Regions from separate parts of the Homo sapiens genome. Here region 1 is linked to region 2. A link is an interaction called in ENCODE POLR2A ChIA-PET data of the cell type or tissue named here. Cell type or tissue: OCI-LY7. All regions are shown on one strand. Each heading gives the region's core, and the rest is flanking DNA. Links, peaks and the distances in the headings are about the cores only.

What was found. Peaks named below come from ENCODE experiments on the same cell type or tissue, not always from the same donor. Only the 100,000 strongest peaks of a DNase experiment are listed, where the experiment ranks them.
Region 1: POLR2A ChIA-PET joins it to region 2 with 6 read pairs; 2 of 35 experiments call an interaction of 5 or more read pairs at or near these places.

The regions. Positions count from the first base shown.
Region 1 is chr2:37,049,751-37,057,493 of GRCh38, reverse strand. It overlaps HEATR5B (HEAT repeat containing 5B), which reads left to right. Exons shown (of 36, transcript NM_019024.3): 15 at 14-177; 16 at 879-1,054; 17 at 3,887-3,992; 18 at 7,651-7,743. Among named protein-coding and RNA genes, the nearest start is that of HEATR5B, 31 kb to the left of the region's middle. In OCI-LY7, for the core only: no CTCF peak of the experiment used is centred there; no DNase peak of the experiment used is centred there.
Region 2 is chr2:37,259,318-37,267,060 of GRCh38, reverse strand. PRKD3 (protein kinase D3) reads left to right here. Exons shown (of 19, transcript NM_005813.6): 15 at 6,677-6,838; 16 at 7,380-7,478. It also overlaps a transcript of NDUFAF7 not described here. Among named protein-coding and RNA genes, the nearest start is that of NDUFAF7, 32 kb to the right of the region's middle. In OCI-LY7, for the core only: a CTCF peak has its summit at 3,037 (motif pointing right); no DNase peak of the experiment used is centred there; H3K4me3 peaks cover 496 bases; H3K27ac peaks cover 1,110 bases.

The DNA of each region.
Region 1 (7,743 bases), core at 1,899-6,898, 210 kb after region 2:
TTCTGTTTTTTAGGATCTTTTAATGCACTTCTTAGAGAACTGGTAGCGGAATTCACTTTGACTGACAACTCAGCCAACACAACTACTTCCCTCCTCAGATCCCTCTGCCATTATGATGATAGTGTTCTTCTTGGTTCTTGGCTTCAGGAAACTGATCATAAATCAATTGAAGACCAGGTAATAAACATAGAGGAAAATGAAATACTAACTTAATCTGAAACAATGGTCCTATTACACATTGTCACTTAAAAAGAAAATAGTGTATAGAAAGGTTTAATCCCCATTTAGTGTTCTTAGACACTTAAAGATGGCATCCTGGTGGTAGATAGTGAAAAAAGTTAAACAGGAAGAGTGAGAATTTGGCAAATTGTCTTTATTTAATATTCTGTGTATTTAGATACCTTGTGGTGGCTGTGATAAAGATCAGTTTTAACTGGCTTTTTGGTTATTGGTATTTTGTTTTGTTTTAGTTTGTTTTGTTTTGTGACAGGTTGGAGAGGAATGAGTTAGTAGGTTGAAGATTTAGAACTTTTGCCCACTGAATACATTATTTCTTATGTACTTTTTAAAGAGTGATTAAAGCCCCATTTAAAATAATTGTGGGATTAAGATCTTGTGTATATTGTTCACGCAATAAGGTGGGTGGTGTAAATATGTTTTCGAATGAATAAAGCTTTTCTTAAAATTTGTATAAGGTGTTACTGATGATTTTTTAATGACCAAATTACATTTTGGTCTGTTTTCAAATGTTCGGATCCAATCATTCTTTTTTTGTTGCCTTTTCTCCTTTCTCCTCTGCTGTAATCCTCATTCCCAATGTTTAATAAGTAGATTTCCTAAAGTAGATTTTGAATAATTTTTATTTCACTCTTTTGCAGCTCCAGCCAAACAGTGCCTCTGGAAGTGGGGCTCTGGAGCATGATCCTTCCTCTATTTATTTACGCATACCTGCTGGAGAAGCAGTACCTGGTCCCCTCCCTCTCGGAGTCTCAGTCATTGATGCTTCTGTGGCCCTTTTTGGTGTAGTGTTTCCTCATGTTTCTTATAAACACCGGTTAGTATAAAGTCAATCAGGTAATTTTTGTTAAATATATATTATGTTAAACGAAAAGTAGATTTTCTCATCCCAGTTAACTCTGCAATAAAGTGAGTTATTATAATACTTAAAACAGTACTCTTACAGATTTACTAATGTAAGTGACAGATACATGATAAAAAAATTGCATGCAAATTGCACATAATTTGAGACTTTATGTAAGATTTGACCCTGTGTACTAGCATCTGATATCTGTTGTATTGTGGACTGTATTTTATAACAAAATTTTCATTATATATGCTAGAATGACAACTGTTGGCAAAAAAAAAAATGCATTATAATAGTTTGTTTGATAGTTCATACATAGGTTTTGACTATATCTTAAATTAAGGACATCAGTTTGCTAAGCCTGTTGACTTTGTTGTTGAGGAAGTAAATGGATGAAAATTCCAATCACTAATAACGTTTGTGAGATGGTTCAAGTCTAGAACTTGGAAACTAACATAATTGGTTCTTTTTGTAATAGAAGCATTTTGGTTTGGTATATTCTGTATCCACAGACACTATTCCTAGCTTTAGTAGGCAGTTTGTATATTGTGATTTTCCCAAAAGGAAAACAGAAATGAATTAATACAAGACCATCACAGATAACTTAAAAGCTTTACAAAATTAAAATGCCTTAAAAGTATTGTTGGGTCTGGTGTGGTGGCTTATGTCTGCAATCCCAGCGCTTTGGGAGGCTAAGGCAAGAGAATTGCTTGAGGCAAGGAGTTTCAGACCAGCCTGGGAAACATAGTGAGACACTCATCTCTACAAAAATTACAAAATAAAAAATGTCTTTAATATGTAGGTTGCTTGATTAATTGCTTTTTAATTTGAGGAGAAAAAAGTTTAAATATGAAACTTTACCCAAATATCTTTAAGAACATTTGGTTGCCACATAAATGTTAAATGATGTTAAAGGTGGAAGAATCTTATAAAGCATCTATTTCAACATTTTGGTTTTAAATCTTAAGGACATCCATATCTAAGAGTTTGGTTTACCCAAGGTTATACAACTAGTTATGAAAGCTATAACTGAAATCCAGGATTATCTCAATTCTGTATGATCACTTTTACAGAATAAGATGAAGTATAAATAAATAAATTCTATTAAAAATATAAACATATAATAAATAACATAAATATTCAACAGTAGGAGGATAAGTGAATAAATAATAGAAAGTCCATTTTTGTAGAGACAGTGTTTTGATAGAAGATGCTCATGATACAATGTTAAATTAAAAAGGTAAAAAGCAAGAAGTGATCCTACTTTGGTTTTCAACCAGCAGGCTGTGCGGCTTAATATATTTACTGCTGTTCTTAGTGCACAAAAGGTACTTACTTACTTTTAAGAATTTTTTAAAGTACATCAAAATGTGCATGTATACACGTACATCTGAATCTGTATCTTCATATGAGTTTTGAATAATGCTTTGACCTGAGACCTGAGACCTGTAGACTAGTATAAATTGAGCTTTAAATCCTTACAGCGACCTCAGGGAGATTTTATTACCAACTTGAGGTCATAATTGTCTTAGTACTAAATCCAACTTCCTTGGATTCCTTTGTTTCACATCATTTCTTTTTAGAAGAATGCTCTCTCACTCTCTTTTTATCAAAATCTTCTGAAATGGGCCGGGCGTTGTGGCTCACACCTGTTATCCCAGCACTTCGGGAGGCAAAGGTGGGCAGATCACCTGAGGTCAGGAGTTTGAGACCAGCCTGGCCAACATGGTAAAATCCTTCTCTACTAAAAATACAAAATTAGCTGGGTGTAGTGGCGAACACCTGTAGTCCCAGCTACTCGGGAGGCTGAGGCAGGAGAATCATATGAACCCAGGAGGCAGAGGTTGCAGGGAGGCAAGATTGCACCATTGCACTCCAGCCTGGGCAACAAGAGCGAAACTCAGTCTCAAAAAAAAAAAAAAAAAAAAATGCAGAGCACAGTGGCTCACGCCTGTAATCCCAGCACTTTGGGAGGCCGAGGTGGGCAGATCACCTGAGGTCGGGAGTTCGAGACCAGCCTGACCAACATGGAGAAACCCAGTCTCTACTAAAAATACAAAATTAGCCAGGCGTGGTGGCGCATGCTACTCGGGAGGCTGAGGCAGGAGAATCACTTGAACCTGGGAGGTGGAGATTGTGGTGAGCCGAGATCGCGCCATTGCACTCCAGCCTGGGCAACAAGAGCGAAACTCCATCTCAAAAAAAAAAAAAAAAAAACAGAGAAATCATCTAAGATGGCCATGGATTTTTTTTTTTTAATAAACTGATTCTTTTTTATTAATATAAAAAACAATTCACTTCTGGTTTTTTACATTTAAAAAAATTAGCCAAAGCTAAATCTTTTTTGAACTTTCCCAAAAGCTTCTGAGGCTAGGACATGAGGTACTATTCTAAGAGTATTTTTAAAATAGGAAAAAGAATTATACTACATTTAAAATTTTCTAACTTAAAAATCTTCCACGGAGATACATAATTAATGATTGTTATCTTTGCAAGAAACCTTGAGCGTCTACTAGATGCCAGGCGCTTTGTTGGACAGTGCTGTTAATGTTGAAGACCACTGCAATTGTGACCTTATTTTGTTAATTGAAACTCTTTTCTTGTTCCATTTAATAACCGCATGTCCATATAATATTTTGGGAGAAGGAGATCTGGTTTGGACTAGCTGTGGGAATGAAATAGAAAAGAGATAGCATGGGGAATTATTTGCTAAACAATTAACTTGTACTCTTCTTATCCGTTTTTGAGCCATATTGGAATAAAATTTGTCACTAATGTGATTTTTTTTTCTTATTGTTATAGATTACAAATGTTGGATCACTTTGCTGAATGTGTTAAACAAGCTAAAGGTGTCCGCCAGCAGGCTGTGCAGCTTAACATATTTACTGCTGTTCTTAGTGCACTAAAGGTATTTACTTTTAATACATACTATTCTGAAATAAGTTTTTAATTAATGCATTTAATAAGCCAGACATAGCAAGATTATTATAATGTTTATATGTAAATCACTTGGTAACTGTGCCTTTACGTTAGCTTAGTTAAATTACTTGAAACTTTATGTTAGGCTCAGTGTAGTTAAATAAATGTTTTATATTTTAATGTTGTTAAAGTTTATGTTTCAATTTGAACTTCAGATTTTACAAGTGCCAATAAATTCTTTCAGAATTTTCAAAGATGTTTGACGAATGAAATCGGATATTCTACTGAAGGTTAACTAAATAGAGCTGAAGCTTGATCTGTGGTTTAGGCCACAAATCATGTGAGGCAGTGTTACATAATTGAAAGAATGCTGCATTTAGAGATTGCGTTCTCATTAAGCTACTCTAGGTTTGTGTCCAGAGTAATTTCTTTAAACTTTTTTAACCTTTTTCGAGTTGTAGTTTCTACAGGTATGAAGAAGAATACAGTAGTCCCTTCCTTATCTGCAGTTTTGCTTTCTGCAGTTTCAATTACCAATGGTCAACTGTGATTTGAAAATATTAAATGGAAATTTCCCGAAATAATTTATAAGTTTTCAATTGTGCAACATTCTGAGTAGCATGATAAAATCTTGTACTGTCCTGTTCCATCTTGCCCTGTCCTGCCTAGGATGAGAATCATCTCTTTGTCCAGTGATTCCACACTTTCTACCCTACCTGTCTGTTAGTCACTTGGTCACCATCTGTCTCAGTTATCAGATGGGCTGCTGCAGTGTGGCAGCACCTATGTTCAGATAACCCTTGTTTTACTTCATACTGGCCCCAAAGTGCAAAAGTAGTGATTCTGGCAATTTGGATATGCCAAAGGGAAGCTGTAAAGTGCTTCCTTTAAGTGAAGAAGAGAAAGTTCTCAACTTAAGAAGGCAAGAAATAATATCATATGCCAAAGTTGCTGAGATCTACAGGAAGAACAAATCTTCTGTCTGAAATCATGAAGAAGGAAAAAGGAATTTGTGTTAGTTTTGCTGTCCCATCGCAAATTACAAAAATCATGGCCATGGTATGTGATAAGTGCCTAGTTAAAATTGAAAAGGCATTAAGTTTGTGAGTAGAAGGCATGAACAGAAACAAGTTCCCATTGACAGCAATCAGGTTCCTAATCCCATGGTTCAGACATCCAAGGTGGGCCTTGGAATGTGTCCCCTGTGGAAAAGAGGGGACCACTGTTACAAATAGTTTGCCTATCTCACAGGATTCGCGCATCATACTAGGCACTCTATCATAAAGTGTTTGAATACTTTTTATATTATTCAGTGCTAAGCTTATTTTAAAATAAAATGGTAGCAAATATGTGTTTGCATGAACATGTCTTAGGTCATGCTTAAGTCATATTTTGTAAACATCAGGGAAAAAGGATATATATAGGCATTGATTATAGAAATAAGGGTTTGGGGCTGGGCGTGGTGGCTTATGCCTGTAATCCCAGCACTTTGGGAGGCCGAGGCGGGGGGATCACCTGAGGTCAGGAGTTTGAGACCAGCCTGGCCAACATGATGAAACTCCATCTCTACTAAAAATACAAAAATTAGCCAGGCGTGGTGTCAGGTGCCTGTAATCCCAGCTACTGGGGAGGCTGAGGCAGGAGAATCACTTGAACCTGGGAGGCAGAGGTTGCAATGAGCCGAGATCATGCCATTGCACTCCAGCCTGGGGGACAGAGCAAGACTCTGTCTCAGAAAAAAGAAAAAAAAAAGAAGAAGAAATACAGGTTTGGACCATTTATATAACCATTAGTATGTACTCTGAGGAGACCATCAACTAATTTGGACCTGTGAGTTTTTTAGAAAAGGAGTGGGGTGGTCGTGGTCTCCTTCAGTGATTGGGAGAGTAGTGAACCAACTGTAATATTGCTGTACAGATTACACTTTTCTTCATAGATATGCTAATGCCTCTGTTGTAGTTAACATTTTCCCCATGCAATGTGACATAGATTTTTGGTCTCAAATAAATAAATAAAGTTCCAGGATGGTAAGTACAGCTAGAACAAAGAGAGTGACATTTAATATGATGAGCAAACTACTTCAACATTCAGTTACTAATTACTATTTTTACCTTTTTTTTTTTTTTTTTTTTTTTTGAGATGGAGTTTCGCCCTGTTGCCAGGCTGGAGTGCAGTGGCGTGATCTCAGCTCACTGCAACTTCCACCTCCCAGGTTCAAGCGATTCTCCTGCCTCAGCCTCCCGAGTAGCTGAGATTATAGGCACGCGCCATCATGCCCAGCTAATTTTTGTATTTTTAGCAGAGACGGGGTTTCACCATGTTGGCCAGGATGGTCTCAATCTCCTGACCTCATGATCTACCCACCTCAGCTTCCCAAAGTGCTGGGATTACAGGCGTGAGCCACTGCACCCGGCCACCTCATTTGTTAGTTTATTTATTTTTTTTGGAGACGGAGTCTCACTCTGTCGCCAGGCTGGAGTGCAGTGGTGTGATGTTGGCTCACTGCAGTCTCATCTCTGCCTCCCGGATTCAAGTGATTCTCCTGCCTAAGTCTGCTGAGTAGCTGGGATTACAGGCATGTGCAACCACACCCAGCTAATTTTTTTTGTATTTTTAGTAGAGATGGGTTTTCACCATGTTGGCCAGGATGGTCTTGATCTCCTGATGTCATGATCTCCCCGCCTTGGCCTCCCAAAGTCGGGGATTACAGGCCTAGGCCACCGCGCCTCGCCTCATTTTGTTTTTAGATGTATGTTGATTATACTGTTTAAGTCATATAATTGTCTTCTGTGAAATTTTTATATAAACTATTCAGTTTCATATTCATCAAGAGTATGAAATACTCTTCCAAATATCCTCTTTCCAAATATTTGCCATTGATTCTGAAATTATTTTTTTGTTAAAGATTTCTTAAAAGATAGAACCAATCCATTTAATGGTTTGTGCTCTGTTTCATAACAGGTGAAATAGGAGAATGTTTCCTTAGAGTGATAAATTTCAATCAGTTAAATAATGGTTGATTTAGTAATACAGTGTCCTTAATATATGGAAGTAACTTTTAAGTACTAGTCTTTGAATAGAGACACTCCCCGCAAGTGTCTCTTAGGGCCAGTCAGACTATGGCTGTGTTATAGATCACGTTCTGAAATCGTATTTAGGAAAGTAATTACCGTGAATTGAACAGTTACAGATTCTAGACATTAGTATATACATGTGAAAACTGGTTGAAGAAAATAACTTATGAAGATGTATGTATATTTTAGAAAGATTGCAGCATGTATTTTTCCTTTATTTAATATGAATTGCGAGGCCAGGTGCGCCTGTAATCCCAGCATGTTAGGAGGCTCAGGCAGGAGGATTGCTTGAGCTCAGGAGTTTGAGACCAGCCTGGGAAACTTAGTAAGACCCTGTCTCTACAAAAACTTTTTAAAAATTAGCCCAGCAGGGTGGCATGCGCCTATAGTCCCAGCTACTCAGGAGGCTGAGCTGGGAGGATTGCTTGAGCTCAGAAGGTCGAGGCTGTAGTGAGCAGTGATTGTGCCATTGCACTCCAGCCTGGGCAAGGGAGCAAGACCTTGCCTTAAAAAAAAAATAATAATAATGAATTATGAATTGCTGTCTTTTTTTTTTTTTTTTTTTTAATGTAGGGCTTAGCTGAAAACAAAAGTACTTTAGGACCTGAGGAAGTTCGTAAATCTGCCCTGACACTGGTTATGGGTCCTCTGGACAACCCAAACCCC
Region 2 (7,743 bases), core at 1,280-6,279:
ATTTCATTAATTAAAAACTCTAATTTTGTAATGGCTTAGTCGATTGGGGCGTATTTTAAAGATATATTGGCAATGATTTCAATTCCATAAATTCCTATGTGTTTTTCATCTAGCATTTTTACCCCTTGGGGGCGGTCATCTAGAAGATTAAAATTTAGCTTGATCCTTGGATCACTTTCTGAATATCATATAAATAATTTATAATATGCAAATGTACGTTATATAGTTTTTGCATATTATTAAAGAAATCATGGTCGTATAATAGCTCATTCTGGCCAGGTGAGGTGGTGCGCACCTATAATCCCAGCACTTTGGGAGGCCAAGGCGGGTGGATCACCTGAGGTTAGGAGTTCGGGACCAGCCTGACTAACATGGTGAGACCCCATCTCTACTAAATACAAAAAAACTAGGCCGGGCACGGTGGCGCATGCCCATAATCCCAGCTACTCAGGAGGCTGAGGCAGGAGAATCGCTTGAACCTGGAAGGTGGAGGCTGCAGTTAGCCAAGATTGTGCCATTGCACTCCAGCCTGGGCAACAACAGCAAAACTCCATCTCAAAAAAAAAAAAAAGCCGGGTGTGGTGGCACATGCCTGTAATCTAAGCTACTTGGGAGGCTGAGACAGGAGAATCACTTGTACCTGGGAGGCAGAGGTTGCAGTGAGCTGAGATCATGCCATTGCACTCCAGCCTGGGCAACAAGAGGGAAACTCCGTCTCAACAACAACAAAAAATGGTTAATGCTGTCAGAGCCCCATTTGCTTTGGGTGAAATTCAAGACAGCCTCCTTCTGAACTTGAGTTTCCTTGAAGAAGGTAAGAAACTTAAATGATTCATTTTACATTTATTATGTTACTTGTTGCTAATAGTAACATTTACCTCACTTTTTCAGAGGCATGATAATCAAAAAGCTTGTGGTCAAGTAGGTACCTGTGGTCATATCAAGGCTGTCTCCTCCTATAAAGCTACCTTTAAATAGAATATTAATAGCATTCATACTCTGTTGAATATGAATAGTATGAATATGTTGTCAGGTATTTTTGCGTATCTAATTTTGGAACCCTCATTGTCCAACTAGTAAGCGAAACAATAAAAATTAAGGATATATTCCTATGGATTGATTTCTTCTTGATCACAAACACAGCTCTGAGTAAGCACTGAAGCTTTTTTCCTCTTATCAGCTATGGATCATAATAACTAAATTTAGGAATAACCAGGTAATGCACAGTATGAAAAACTTCATTATTATATCATTTTGGTTACTTTCATCAATATTGCCCAAACTGGGAATAGATTGTAGGATGTCTCTATGCTATTTTCATACTAAATTTAATACAAGACTATCTTTGTTGTAGATTCTCTTCAAATTGTTTATGTCAGATATTTATACTTTTATATTTGGCTTTCCTTGTGGTGTCAGCATTTATACTTAAGTACTTTTTCTCAACATCACCCAGCAGGAAGGCAGATTCAGAGTTTGAATCTAAGTCTGTCTGCAAACCATATGCACTTTCTACTTTACATCATTGGACTGACCCACTCTGTGTGTGTGTTTGTGTGTGTGTGTGTGTGTAGTATAAAGATGAACTTTAGCTAACTTTGTATATGAATATTATTCATATAGAATATTGATATTCTAGAATATTCTATTAGTACAATCTGAATTCATGTAGGAAATACACTTCTTAAAAGGAATCTTTTTAAAAATCACACCTCATTTACTGAAATTAGTTTCATAAGATTTAGTTATGTGAGCATCACAGCTAAACTTTTTCACATGGGTTGGAAGTAACCTACTACACTGTTAAACGCACTCACACCACCTTTTGGCTCTCCTCTTCCCCATCCAACTGTATCATCTTTCCTTTTCCATCTTTGCCCCGTGTCATTCTTACCTGTAGTCCTCCCTCATCACCCAAACCTGAAAGGCTGTCTGAACTCCTGTAGTTCATCCTGCTGTTGATACCTTTACCTGCATCCCTAGAGGCGTCCATAGCTTTTCTTTCCCATGCCCACATACTTAGAGAAAAGATGGGGTGAAGATTGCGCATATTATTATTAAGACTACAGCTTTGGCCTTTCCGGTGGCAAGGAGGAAAAATCACAGGATCACTGATTTAGAAGTGACCTTACAGTTTATCCCGGAGTATCCAATCTCTTGAGCTCTTGGTGACAGGCTTTGTAATTCTGTTTAACAGAAATGAGCACATCCCATTTTTAGATACCTGTGATTATTCTTTATGAAAGTGAATCAAAATCACTTGAAAAAGATCCCACTGCAGACAATATACACAACAAATTGAGTCTTTTTTTTTCCCCCCCAAAAATAGCCATGTTGACTTTCTTGCTATATCTCAAACATGCCAGACATGCTTCTGTCTCAAAAGGCTTTGCATTAGCTGTTTCCTCTGCCTGGAATGCTTTCTCCCTCAAATATCTGCATGTCATACTCCCTTGTCTCCGTCAGGATTTTGCCCAAATATCATTTCCTCAATGAAGCCTCCACATTCTATTCAGCATTAAACCCACCCTCCCACCCCTCCACTCCCCTACCTTAACTCTTTTTCTTTTCTCCATGGCACTTATCACCTTCATACTAGGTAATTTACTATTTTATTTCCCATTGTCTGTCTCACCTTGCTGCAATTTATAAGCTCTGCGAGACAAGGCATCTTTGTCAAGTTTTGTTTAATAATGAATCCAGAATACCCACATAGTACTGGGTACACGGCAAATTCTTATTTAATATTTAATGAATAAATGTATTATGTGGGAAATTACAATACATTGTTAGATTGAAAAAAACTTTGGAATGACTCCCTTTAACTTTTTAAAGTAATGTGTACATTATGTATGTCTATATACAGTTACACAGAAAAAGAGCCATGCCTACATAAACTGTCAACCTGGCCACATCTAGGGAGGATGTTGTAGAGCAGGAAAAAAATTGGGGAGGGGAGGTTCCTTTTGTTTCCTAGATTATGTGGTAATGTAAAATGTTTCTTTTGCTGTCTTGCCTGAAGAGGGTAGTAGAGTAGTGGGAGAAAAGGTGTGGTGTTCTTGTAGGTACCTATGTAATTAGAAAACGTTATCAAAAACCTAGAGGGAAATTTCTGGTTTGAACATTGTGGTGTAAATTCAGCATTTTCCCGTTCTCATCTTGGAAGCTACCCCAAAGCTATAAGAAAAATGATTAACAGAAGTGAGCATACTTTAAAAAAAAGATGAGAATTCAAAACTATAAAATCATGTAGATTTCCAACAACAGTGAAGATGAAGCAGAGGTGCATGTCTCTTCAGGAAGAGACAACACAACTGTTTTTGCTGATTCTTTCTGAAATCTGCAGCCCTTATGTCCTCCAAAGGTCCCTTCTCCAAACAAAAAGCCATTTGAGGGTCATGATCTGATAAGATTTAACTCAAGGGAAAACACATTAAATGAAATGAAAGAAGGCCACTTTAACAGTGGAAGAGTGAAAATCATACTACACCAAATAACACCATAAACATTTATAAAGAAAAACTAAAAACAAGGAGAAACAGACAAACACATCAGTAGTCCATGAGAAATGGAGTAGACAAAAATAATTAAGAACGTACAAGGTCTAAACATAGTAAGGTAGATCTAAGCAGATTATACTGACCTCTGTACCCTAAAAACAAAGAATGCCTCATTAATTCAAAAAAGCAGTCGTATAAACAGTATTCTTTGATCTCAATGCATTAAAGCAGAAATAAATTACAAAATCAGAAAACAAGCTCCTACATGAAAACTTTAAAATACTAATTTTTGAATCAAAGAGCGAAATCAAAATTTCAGAATATTTAGAAAACCTGAAAATACTGCATATATATCAGCGCCTTTGTACTGTCTTTCAGAAAAAGCTTTATAACCTCAAATATTAAGCAAGAAAGAATGAAAATAAGTGAATTAAGAATCTAACTCAAGGAGTTGAAGAATGAACAATAAAATAAACCTAAAGAAAGCAGAAAGGAATAACAGATCAAAAATGAAAATTAATAAATACAGAAAAGAAATAATAAAGCCAAAAGCTGGTTTGCTGTGTGGGGGAAGGGAGGAGGTATGTAAAAATAAAATGGCCATCCTAAGCAAAGAAGAATATACAAAATGATCTTAGGGAGATAACCACAAATACGGGGGGGGGAAGGAATCTTAGGATACTTTGCTCATCTCTATCAGATAAATTTGGAAACTTGGAGAAAATGGGTAATTCTCAATGAAAGTATAACTTACTAAAACATACTCCAGAGGAAATAGAAAATGTAAACCAATAGAGGAAGTTGTTAAGGGAGAAAAATAATGTTACAGCATACTTCTATTTTTGTGTGTCCACGTGTTTTTAAAGGAGGGCAGGGGGGAAAAAGCATAGAGCCAGCCAACTATGGCCTAGCAAAACAGTCACATTTCAACCTCTGTTGATAAAAGTTATAATATTCTGAATCTTACACTGCTTATTGCCATTGTCACACCCCACCACTATGGGGTATTTGAGTTTCATTTATCTACTATAAAATGTTGTCATTTTGTATTTTGCTGCTTGGAAAACGATCTCATAAAATGGGTTTAAAATGATTAGCAAACAAGTCTATTTTGCATTTGTTGTTATTTCACTTTCTAAACATTTTTGAAAACACCTACTATGATGCAGATATTGAGCTAAAATAACTGAAACAATCTGTGCCTCAGAGAGTTTATTAAACAATGGAGTAGAATACACACATTATTACAATACAGTGGAAACTATTGCAGTAGTCCCAAAGAGAGAGAATGTGGGCTAAAATTAAGGCTTCAAGAAACATCTTAGACATGGAACTCAGCCTCACATAGGCCAAAAACATGTGAGTCCCCCTAGCATAATCAGCTAGCCATATTAAGGAAAAAAGCTAAAGAAAAATGTACAGGATGCTCCTCATTTTGCGACGGGGTCATATCTCCATAAACCCATCTTAAGTTTGAAAATAACTAAGTAGATAAAAATACCTCCTGAACACAACTTAGCCCCGTGTAGCCTACCTTAAGCACAGTCGCTTACATTAGCCTACAGTTGGGCAAAATCATCTAACACAAAGACCATTTTACACTAATGTGTTGAATATCTTATGTAATTTATGAATACTCAAAAAAACGGAATGGTTGTGCAGGTATTCAAAATACGTTTTTTACTGAATGAATGCATACCACTTTTGTACCATTCTACAGTTGAAAAATTGTAAGTTGAACCATTGTTAAGTTGGGGACCGTCTGGGTTTTTTTGTTTTTGAGATAGAGTTTTGCTCTTGTTGCCCAGGCTAGAGTGCAATGGCGCAATCTCAGCTCACCGCAACCTCTGCCTCCCAGGTTCAAGCAATTCTCCTGCCTCAGCCTCCCGAGTAGCTGGGATTACAGGCTTGCGCCACCACACCCGGCTAATTTTGTATTTTTAGTAGAGACTAGGTTTCTCCATGTTGGTCAGGCTGGTCTCGAACTCCCGATCTCAGGTGATCCGCCTGCCTTGGCCTCGCAAAATGTTGGGATTACAGGCGTGAGCCACCGCGCCCGGCCTTTTTTTTATTTGAGACAAAGTCTCGCTCTGTCTCCCAGGCTGGAGTGCAATGGCATGATCTCGGCTCACTGCAGCCTCCACCTCCCAGGTTCAAGTGATTCTCCTGCCTCAGCCTCCCGAGTAGCTGGGTTTACAGATACCTGTCACCACACCTGGTTAGTTTTTGTATTTTTGGTAGAGACAGGATTTCACCGTGTTTGCTACGCTGGTCTCGAACTCCTGACCTCAAATGATCCACCTGCCTCGGCTTCCCAAAGTGCTGGGATTACAGGCGTGAGCCACCACACCCAGCCTGTATCTTTATTAATAAGGAATAAAAATTGTTTAAGCACTTGGTTCATTCAGTAGAACATATTTAAGATTAAATTGGAAGACTGAAACCAGGTTATTGAAGATCTCAAAATGTTGACAAAGGAATTTAGATTTATGTCCAGAAATAAAGAGCCACTGAAGGTGTTTGAGCAAGGCTGACTTCATGAATTTGTTTTTGAGGAAGGATTTTCTGTAGTAGAACAAAAGATAAATTGCTTTTTTATAAGCATAAATAGTATGGCATTCATCTTTGTGTATCTCCAACCCTTGTAACCTAGTTGTGATCAAGAAACATGATAATGTGGGTAGAGATGTTGAGCCTAAAAAAAGGGAATTAATGATTATAATATTATAAGAATCAAGACTTAGATAAATAACTACCTTAGAAATAAAACTCTTAAGCAAATACCATCACAAATACAGCCCCCAAGAGTCAAAGGTTTCTGTGTAATTGACTAAAAATTTATGGGCAGTTGGTGCCTATTCAGGGAAAGCATGAAATTAGAGCAGTGTCAGATTTTTCAAGTGAGAAGGAAGGAAAAGTAGTAGTAATGGACAAGAGTGATTATATAATCAAATTAGGAGAACATTCTATCCCCTCAGTGCGGCTACTCTCCAGTACACAACTTGGAGAATTAAAACCTAAGATCCTTTTCATTGATTGTAATTTTTATTTTGTTTGCTTTGTTTACTTCTCTAGGCTTTCTTTCTGTGCCATTTCAGACAATCATAGCACATCTAGATATTAGTAAAACTGTTTCTCTGCTTAAGTTGCTCATGTATCTTGCAACCTCTCTTCAGAATTTGCACCATCCTGGGATTGTAAACCTGGAATGTATGTTTGAAACCCCAGAACGAGTCTTTGTAGTAATGGAAAAGCTGCATGGAGATATGTTGGAAATGATTCTATCCAGTGAGAAAAGTCGGCTTCCAGAACGAATTACTAAATTCATGGTCACACAGGTATTTTAACTCCTTTTTTTTTTTAAACTAGCGATTAAAAACTAATTTTTTTTTTTTTAAGACAAGAGTCTTACTCTGTCACCTGGGCTGGAGTGCAGTGGTGCAATCTGGCTCACTGCAACCTCTGCCTCCTGGATTCAAGTGATTCTCATGCCTCAGCCTCCCAAGTATCTAGGATTGCAGATGTGTGCCACCACGCCTGGCTAATTTTTGTATTTTTAGTAGAGCTGGGGTTTCACCGTGTTGGCCAGGCTGGTCTCGAACTCCTTGCCTCAAGTGATCCACCTGCCTAGGTCTCCCAAAGTGCTGGGATTACAGGCATGAGCCACTGTATCCAGCTAAAAACTAAAATAATTAAATAGCAGTACTTTTACATGTTGGGTGATTGTGGGAATTGTTAACCTTAAGGAGCAGAATAACACACTTTTAGCTAAGTCTTGATGAACTATAGTGGAGTTTTCAAATTAAATCATTCAAGGAGTCACATGAGGTTTACTTGTGATTTTCCAGACATTGAAAAGAAAATCTTTTTTCATAACAGATACTTGTTGCTTTGAGGAATCTGCATTTTAAGAATATTGTGCACTGTGATTTAAAGCCAGAAAATGTGCTGCTTGCATCAGCAGAGCCATTTCCTCAGGTGAGATATTCTCCAGAACCTTTTAAATGATTCTGGCAACATTTTCAAAGCACCCACATAATAAAAGGCAGTGTACTAAGTACTGTTGGTTAAAAATGCATACCACCTTACAAAAATAGTTTTTAGCCTGTAACTACCAGTGAGGATTAATAACTAAATGAATTCAGATGTTATTAGTTATACTGTTTATATTCAAGATTTTTTAAGATTTAACTGCACATAGATTCTGCAATTCACCTCTCCCCAGGGGCTGGGAACGAAGTGA